Linked DNA regions of Homo sapiens: region 1 is linked to region 2. Evidence: chromatin contacts called from ENCODE Hi-C or POLR2A ChIA-PET data. All regions are on one chromosome and are shown on one strand. The core of a region is the stretch at or near the end of the contact, and the rest is flanking DNA. Distances in the headings are between cores, read along the strand shown. Region 1 overlaps DIXDC1 (DIX domain containing 1). Region 2 holds the start of DLAT (dihydrolipoamide S-acetyltransferase).

Evidence for each region. Hi-C counts contacts between places; a loop is a spot of excess contacts on that map. ChIA-PET counts read pairs that join two places held with the same protein, here RNA polymerase II (POLR2A). Pooled maps may share reads with other maps.
Region 1: a loop to region 2 is called in a map of DLD1, with 8 times the contacts of the local background. The contact joins the enhancer-like site here to the promoter of DLAT in region 2. A Hi-C loop is called at or near these places in 5 of 168 maps with a recorded cell type or tissue (B cell, Caco-2, DLD1 and 2 more) and 7 of 50 pooled maps. POLR2A ChIA-PET finds 5 or more read pairs at or near these places in 9 of 52 experiments (A673, Caco-2, MCF 10A and 5 more).

The regions. Positions count from the first base shown.
Region 1 is chr11:111,958,092-111,962,528 of GRCh38, reverse strand. All of the region lies in intron 1 of DIXDC1 (DIX domain containing 1), which reads right to left. Among named protein-coding and RNA genes, the nearest start is that of DIXDC1, 23 kb to the right of the region's middle. Within about 2 kb of position 1,513, at least 7 of the 41 ENCODE cell types and tissues checked have a DNase peak (open chromatin) inside an H3K27ac peak, as active enhancers do.
Region 2 is chr11:112,022,551-112,026,822 of GRCh38, reverse strand. It overlaps DLAT (dihydrolipoamide S-acetyltransferase), which reads right to left and starts at 1,415. Exons shown (of 14, transcript NM_001931.5): 1 at 1,072-1,415; 2 at 524-625. The coding sequence starts at 1,350. It overlaps DIXDC1 (DIX domain containing 1), which reads right to left. Exons shown (of 20, transcript NM_001037954.4): 20 at 4,170-4,272. RefSeq lists enhancers at 1,414-1,613, 2,264-2,453.

The DNA.
Region 1 (4,437 bases), core at 264-2,763, 64 kb after region 2:
TCCAGCCGCTCCACCTCCTTCTAACTCCTGCCTCTTTTTTTTTCTTGGAGATGGAGTCTTGCTCTGTCGCCCAGGCTGGAGTGCAGTGGCATGATCTCAGCTCATTGCAACCTCCGCCTTCCAGGTTCAAGCAATTCTCTCGTCTCAGCCTCCCAAGTAGCTGGGACTACGGGTGCCTGCCACCACGCCGGGCTAATTTTTGTATTTGTAATAGAGATGGGGTTTCACCATATTGGTCAGGCTGGTCTTGAACTCCTGACCTCAGGTGATCCACCCACCTAGGCCTCCCAAAGTGCTGGGATTACAGATATGAGCCACCGCACCCGGCCAACCTGCCTCTTCTTAAGTCTCAGCTCAAGTATCACTTTTTTCAGAAAGCTTTCCCTGACCTCTCAGATACCACAGACTCTGATCTCCCTGAGGGCTTCCTATGTCACACAATCAGTTCAACAATAATTTGAGGCACTGTACCCAGTTATGAGGCTACAACAAGCCCCAGCTTGCAGGCTGGTAGAAACAAAGCTATGACGGGGTACATAGGGTGCTAACAGAGTATTAGCCCAACCTGAACCCCAAGCTTCAGAGGGTCTCCTGAAGGAGGAAAAGAAGCAAAGAGGACAGTGAGCTCAAAGGAGCTAAGGCCTGAAATATGCTTTATGTGGAGAGTCACAATAGTTCAGAATTATTTGACTCTTAGAGTAGCAGGTGCTCAACAAATATTTGTTTGAATCAGTTAATCATTTGTCACATTTTATCAGGCCAATAACTAAGATGACTGCAAAAGTTAATTGCGGGGGGACAAACAAGAACAAGTATTTTTCTTGAGGTCAAGATAATTTCTACTTAAGTAACCTTAGCTTTTTCTTGCCCGTAGAAGTTGTCTCTGATGCAAAACTGATTAGTACTGTTGAGTACTTTTCATGCACATTACTCACAGTCTGGTCTTCCAACAAAAGAGGATTCCACAGCATAAACAGTAATAGTCACTTTTCAGAACACCTACTTTGTATCAAGAGCTATGCTAGGTTCTTTAAACACATTTTATCTAATGCTAATCTGGCAGGGAGATGTTTTTGTATTTATTTTCCTCATTGAAAACAGAGACACAAAACGGTGAAATAACTTGTTCATGGTTACCCAAACAGTAAATCATGAATATGGAATCCAGATATGACTCCCAAGCCAATGCTCTTTCCACTCTACCACACTGCTGCCTAAATAAATGCACTGCTGAGGCTTAAATGACTTCCCTAAAACTTTCAGGATGTACCTGAGTCAAACCACTCCCTCCACCACATCCAATCCATGAATCTCTTGTGTAATAAACTATACTAAGCGGCTGTCTACTAAAGTGTGCTTCCCAGATCAGTAGCATCGGCAACACCTGGGAGCCTCCTGCAAACTCCTGGGCTCCTCCCCAGCCTACTGAATCAGAGCCTATATCTTAACAAGCTCTCCTGGTGATTCATATGCACATGAAAGCATGAGAAGCACTGACCCAGCCCGCTGTTGCCATACCTGGCTGCACGTCAAGGTCACAAGGGAAGTTTTTCATAAGCAGACGTCATCCTAAATCTACCAGTTGTCTCCAGAGGGTAGGAACTCAGAAAGATTTATCTTCCCAAGCTTTCCCATATGATTCTTGTAAAGCTGATTTGAGTCTTTTCCCAGCGAAACAGTCCAGTTCCCTTAACCAAGGGGTTCCCAGCCCCCTTGGTTAACAACCAGAATCACCTGGAAAGCTTTTCAAAAAATACTAATGTCTAGGCCCACCATAGAGCAGTCAGAATTTCTGAGAGTGGGACCAAGGTATATCAGTATTCCTCAAGTGCTCCTAGTAACATGCAGAGATGTGAGCCAAGGTTAACTATTCCTTACATAAAATAGTTAAAAGTATTACTGTTTTTCTTTTTCTTTTCTTTTTTTTTTTTTTTAAGACAGAGTTTCACTCTTGTCTCCCAGGCTGGAGTGCAGTGGCATGATCTCGGCTCACTGCAACCTCCGCCTCCCGGGTTCAAGCAATTCTCCTGCCTCAGCCTCCCGAGAAGCTGGGATTACAGGCGCCAGCCACCATGCCCACCTAATTTCTGTATTTTTAGTAGAGATGGGGTTTCACCATGTTAGCCAGGCTGGTCTCGAACTCCTGACTTTGTGAACCACCCACCTCGGCCTCCCAAAGTGCTGGGATTACAGGCGTGAGCCACTGCGCCCGGCCAAAATTGTTACTGCTTTTCTAAATCTGAATCCATGACACCTAGAACCTGATGCTCCCTAGACGTAATGAAGACATACAGCTTCTTTATTCAAAATGCTGTATTTCGCCGGGCACAGTGGCTCATGCCTGTAATCCCAGTACTTTGGGAGGCCAAGGTGGGCGGATCACTTGAGGTCAGGAGTTCAATACCAGCCTGGCCAACATGGTGAAACCCTGTCTCTACTAAAAATACAAAAATTAGCCGGGTGTGGTGGTGTACACTTGTAATCCCAGATACTTGGGAGGCTGAGGCAGGAGAATCACTTGAGCCTGGGAGGTGGAGGTTGCAGTGAGTCGAGATTGCGCCAGTGCACTCCAGCCTGGGCGACAGAATGAGACTCCATCTCAAAAACAAACAAAAACAAAATGCTGTATTTCTCTTTCTCCTCTTTCCTTCCTTCTTTGGCCAATAGATCACACTGCTGACTTGCACTAAGAGGTCATTCAAAACCACTAAGTATTATTTTTCATTCTGAAACAATCTTAGACTTAGCAAAAAGGCAGCAAAAATGGTAGAGTTCACCATTACCCAGGTAGCCCAAATTTTTACATCTTACATAAGCACAGTACAATGATCAAAACAGGAAGCTAATGTTATGGGATCCTTGAGTGTCACTTTGCTAGCTGGAAACCTGGCCAGTGGTGCCTTTGCCTGAGTTTTGCTTGGGCCCACTGGGCCCACTCAGTCTGGCAAGCTCGCACTGCCGGCTTGGATCCCGTGCCTGCTAAGGGCAAGTGGAGTGGCAAGGGGTGTGTGATCAAGTGAACATGGGGTCCAGCCACTGTGCACAGCCAGAAACACTGACTGTGGTGGGGTGGGCAGCTCCAGGGACTGGCACAGGTGCTGGCTCCCTGCGATGCTGCAGCTGGACCAGGCATACTGCAAGCAGCTTCCACAGCTGGCACCAGGGAATGTGGTGGCGCCTGGAAGCTTGGAGACTCCAAGAACCACAGAGCCCAAAAGAGGGTGTCACAGCCCTGGCTTGGGGAGCTCCTAGGTCTGGGCTCCCCAAAGGGAGCTCTTCTCTCTGCAGCTCTTCTCTCCTCTGTTCTCTCCTTCTTGTTGCCTGCAACATGGTGAGCAAGGGGCATGTTTCAGACCTGTTGGTGTTACAGCTCTTTCAGCCCCACCATTTGGCAGGTCCCAAGTTCCTGCCCTGCATCCAGGAAGAATGAGGTATGTGGGTAAGTGGAGGGTAAGGTGAAGAGGAGCTTTATTGAGCGATAGAACAGCTCAGAGGAGACGTGCAGTGGGTAGCTCATCTCCACAGCCAGGGTGTCCCGATGAGTGTTCAGCTCTCAGCAGAGTGAAGACCCTGGAGTGGGTAGCTCTTCTCCTTGGCTGGTTTTCCCATCATCTGCTCACCATTCAGCAGGGAGGAGACCCTGGAGTGGGTAGCTCCTCTCCGCAGGCAGGTCGTCCCATCATTTTCCAAGTCTGGTTGAGTCTGGGGTTTTGATGGGCTTCAAAGGGGAGGAAGTGTGTACTGATTGGTTCATGGGTGGCCATGGGTAGGCCTGGAAAAAACACCATAAATTCCCACTCCGGTCTGCGGGGCTGGCAGCCTGACCCCCCAGGCTTCAGGCCTCCCTGGTTTGAAGGTGGGGCTTCACCGGGAACCCGCCCCTTTCCACACAGGAGCCTGTCTGCCTCCTGCCACGTGCCAAGGGGCACGTGTAGACCAGCGCTGAGCTGCCCACACCATCCCCTCAGCCTCCCTCTGGTGCTTTTCGGCACCCAAAGTCCAGAGGGAGCTAAGGCAGCAGGGGGCTGGCATATCAGTGCTGCCCCAACCCTGTGCACACCCAGCCAGGTTGTGGCAGTGCCCGGGCTTGGCCTCAACTTTGCTCCAAGATCGGAGCAGGTGCAGGGAGTCGGGAGAGGCCAGGCAGCAGGAGCAAGCATTTCCAAGCCTAGCCCCTGAGAGTGCAGCGATGCCTGGGTCCACAGCTGTGGCTTGGGCAGCTGCAGCTGCAGCTATACCTGAGGGGTTGGGGCTCCTGCCTGCTCCTGGCCCCCAAGAGCACAGGGATGCCTGGTCCACAGCCATGGTTTGGGTGGCTGCAGCTGTGCCCGGGAGGCCGGGACTCCTACCTGCTTCTGGCCCACAAGAGCACAGGGATGCCTGGGTCCACAGCTAGGGCTCTGGTGACTGCAGCTGCGCCCAGGAGGGTGGGGCTCC
Region 2 (4,272 bases), core at 166-2,665:
GCTCATTGAGAACGGGCCATGATGACAATGGCGGTTTTGTGGAATAGAAAGGGGGGAAAGGTGGGGAAAAGATTGAGAAATCGGATGGTTGCCGTGTCTGTGTAGAAAGAGGTAGACATGGGAGACTTTTCATTTTGCTCGGTACTAAGAAAAATTCTTATCCTGTTGATCTGTGACCTTACCCCCAACCCTGTGCTCTCTGAAACATGTGCTGTGTCCACTCAGGGTTAAATGGATTAAGGGCAGTGCAAGATGTGCTTTGTTAAACAGATGCTTGAAGGCAGCATGCTCCTTAAGAGTCATCACCACTCCCTAATCTCAAGTACCCAGGGACACAAACACTGCGGAAGGCCGCAGGATCCTCTGCCTAGGAAAACCAGAGACCTTTGTTCACTTGTTTATCTGCTGACCTTCCCTCCACTATTGTCCTATGACCCTGCCAAATCCCCCTCTGCGAGAAACACCCAAGAATGATCAATAAAAAAAATAAATAAATTAATTAAAAAAAAAAAAAAAAACTTACCTCTGCAATTAGGTCACCTTCATTGATTTTGTCCCCCTCTTTTTTTTCCCAACGGGCTATGGTGCCTGCCTGCATTGTGGGGGAAAGAGAAGGCAATGGAACCTGGAAAAGGAAAAGAAGAAACATTAAAATTTTTAAGGACTACCTAACTCTCAGTCTGGCTTAAGATTTCATTCAATTCAATTTCATGCAAAGTGTATACAGTTCCATTGCACATTGGGAACTAGGGATGCCAAGGGAGTTCCTGTCCATGAGAAGTTAGTAATTTCCAGTGACAGGCTTTCTCCTCCACAGTCCTGTGGGTCTGACAAAGCATGAACCTCGGCAGATATTCTGCATACAGCCCCAGTCTTGAAGCTCTCCTTTCAATGAAATAGATCATGAGAGGGACACTAAGGAGCTACAGCAAAGCCAACTATTGGACAAAGGGCCAAAGCAGATACTGGGAATGGGTGGAGGATCAGTGAGGCCTCTCAAGGAGGATCTTGCAGGCATCCAGTCAGCTCTGAAGGACAACGGGGTCCCGAGAAGGGGGGTCTAGGGCTCACCTTCTGATGCGGGGGAAGACTGTAATAGCGGCGGCCGGGCGACCCCAAAAGCTGCAGCAGTAAGCGGTTCCGCGGCGTGGCCCCAGAACTGGGGGTCCAGCCGCACAGTGCCCGGACCCCGCCATACCCTGTAGTCACGCTGTTGCGACGAGCGGGAGCCGGGCCAGATCGCGAGGTCACTCGTGGAGTTCCGGGTACCTCCTGCAAGGCCGTCCACCGAGCCTCGAGTCCCGCCCATGGGGCTACATTCTGAGCCCGTCGCGCACAGACGCGCCACATAGTGCCACCAACCCCCCACACCCCAAAACCAACGCCGTCTCCGGAGTGACCTCTCCAAGAGCAGCGGCGTTGCCGTCAGCCACACCGCACAGCCGCACGTTGTCGTAAAATGGTTCCCGCAGGTTTACTCCACCCGCTCCCCAGGCCAGAAATGCGCGGCACGCACGCTCTTTCTCTACGGAGCGGGGACGAGGGGCACTACGGGGCAGGAGTGTTCCAGAGGGGCCTGTGCGGGCGCAAGTTTGGGAGAAATAACAGACGGAAAGGGGTGGAAAGTGGTAGGGTTCTAGGGGAGGCATCCGAAAGGGTGAGACGGGGCCTAAGAGATGACAAGGGCACGACCGAGGGGGAGGGGCCTAAAAAGGCGCAGAGACGCGGGTTAATTGCGGCCGAGTGGCCTGAGAGTCTGGGCCGAGGGGCGTGGCCAAGCTTTCTGGAAAAGCTGGAAGTGAGCCCGGGAACTGGCTAGGGCAGTGGGAGCCTCAGGCCAAAGGGCGGGGGTCTTGGAGTGCTGGGGTGGTGAAGGAGCCAGGAATCGCCCGCGAGGGAATCGAGGGGTCCGGCGTGGTGACCTCTGCTTCTGCGCATCCGAAGGGGGATGGACTGGGCCGCGCCCCGCGCAGGCTGTACTGGTTGCAAAGATTTCGTTTCAGGTTTGTAGCCCAAGTGGAAAGTGGAGTGAACAGGTGTTCCACCCAGCCAAGTGGTAACGAAAGGCAGCCCAGAGGAAGATACATTCCCGCATTCATGTATACTGTAGCAAGATTAAGCATATTCCCTGTATGAAGATATAGGTTTACAAAACAGGTGTTGCTCCCTAATACCATAGAATTCTTTTAAGTAACCAAAAGCTTCGTTATGTTTCAAATGTTTGAAAAACTTAACTGTAAGCCGTTGAAGGCATGAAGAGTGTCTGCGTGGTCCTTCCATGTAGCCCCAGAGCTTAATATCCAGTAAATAGCGGGGGCTGAATGTATGTCTTTTGAATCAATGAATAAAAAGTCATCTACACATTTTGTTAGGCACGCTTCTCTTGTAAAGTTGTCTTTTAATTAGAAAACATATCGTTTCTGAACTGAAGGTGACATTAGATAAGGAGGAAGCATGTGCTGTGTATCACCACCTCCCCCCTGTAGAGATGGTTAGAGAACACCAAGAACGCAAGAGGAAGTTGGAGGGAAGAAACTTAAAACAAGATTTTAGCCAGGAGCGGTGGTGCATGCCTGTAGTCCCAGCAATGCTTGAGAGGCTGAGGTGGGGGAATCACTTGAGCCCAAGAGTTTGAGACCAGCCTGGGCAACATAATGAGACTCCCATCTGTTAAAAAAAAAAAAAAATGGGGGCTAATCTTGCTAACAATTAATTTGGAAAACTAAAACAGATTGGATGTACTATTTCATGCCTACTTAAATTGGAATGTTTAAGCAGGTACAGCTGTCTATCAGAATAATATGTAAGCAATATAATTGAGAAATATAAAATTTCTAGATTGAATGAAAAGGCATATTTTAAATAATATGAAGAGAGCAATTATATTGTTACAATTATGTACAACTTATGAATTAACAATTGGAAGAAGCAATGAAAGAATAATTGTAATTACTGAAAGGACTTATTACTATTATTTGGGGATGGAGTCTCACTCTGTCGCCCAGGCTGGAGTGCAGTGGCATGATCCCGGCTCACTGCAACCTCCACCTCCCAGGTTCAAGCGATTCTCCTGCCTCAGCCTCCCGAGTGCTGGGATTACAGGCACGTGCCACCATGCCCAGCTAATTTTGTGTTTTTAGTAGATACGGGGTTTCACCATGTTAGTCATGCTGGTCTCAAACTCCTGACTTCAGGTGATCCACCTGCCTCGGCCTCCCAAAGTGCTGAGATTACAGGCGCGAGCCACCATGCCCGCCCAGGACTTATAAATTATTATAAAAATGTTTTTGAGTTGGCTAAAATATCTTGCTGCTTTTGCTGCATTTGAACTTAATAACTGGATCTAAATTAGACTTTGGTATAAAGTATGAGGTGATCTTCCGGATCTGTTGTGCACTTAGGTATGCTTGCTTAAACCCTGTTTTGCATTTTTCAAAGAATAGCGAGTTTGTGTCTTGAATATACTTTTGACTTAAGTGTAGTTAAATTATAGGAATGCATAGCTCAAACAGTCCAGAGATGGCGAGCTTACCCCAGAGGTGGGCTAGGAATGCTTAGGTTTCTCAAATCAGTCCTGAGAGAACAAGCTTGAATTCCACTAAACAGACTGGATAAAGGAAATTATGGAAAAGGAGACTCAAGACTCAAAGGTTTGAAATAGAGATACTTAAGAGAATGGTGATATCACTGATATTGAGAGAAACAGAAATTAGTTGGTAGTGAAAGATTTTGAGTTATGTACATATTTAATTTTAACATAATGGGATAGCCAATTAATAGTTGAAAATACGTAATTGGAAGTCAAATGAAGGCACTCAGGGATAAAGAATTTAATATAGCAAACATTTAAGATGAATTGATAAGAGGCATTTAAGAGGCAGCTTTCAAATGATCTGGGAATTCTGGTCATTTTAAATACACATTTCTGAAAGAGTTCTTAATGCTTGCATACTGACTTTTGTCATAGAGTTTATACTCTTGGGTTCTTATTTGTTTGCATGTTTACATATAATTTCAAAATAAGTGCTAAATAAATTGTCCTTGATAATAGCCTATGTGCTTACATAGAAATACTAATTGTAAAATATCTGTAGCAATAAAGTAATTCTTATCTCCACTCCACATAGTGAGTAAACATGCTACCAGGGAGATCACTTGAGGAAATTTGCTTTCACTAAATGTAAATGGCTTTATTGATTAATCTCATCAGTAAACGCAAGTGAAAATCATTAATGATATTTAGTTTGCAAACCCCATTTTATTCATAGTTTG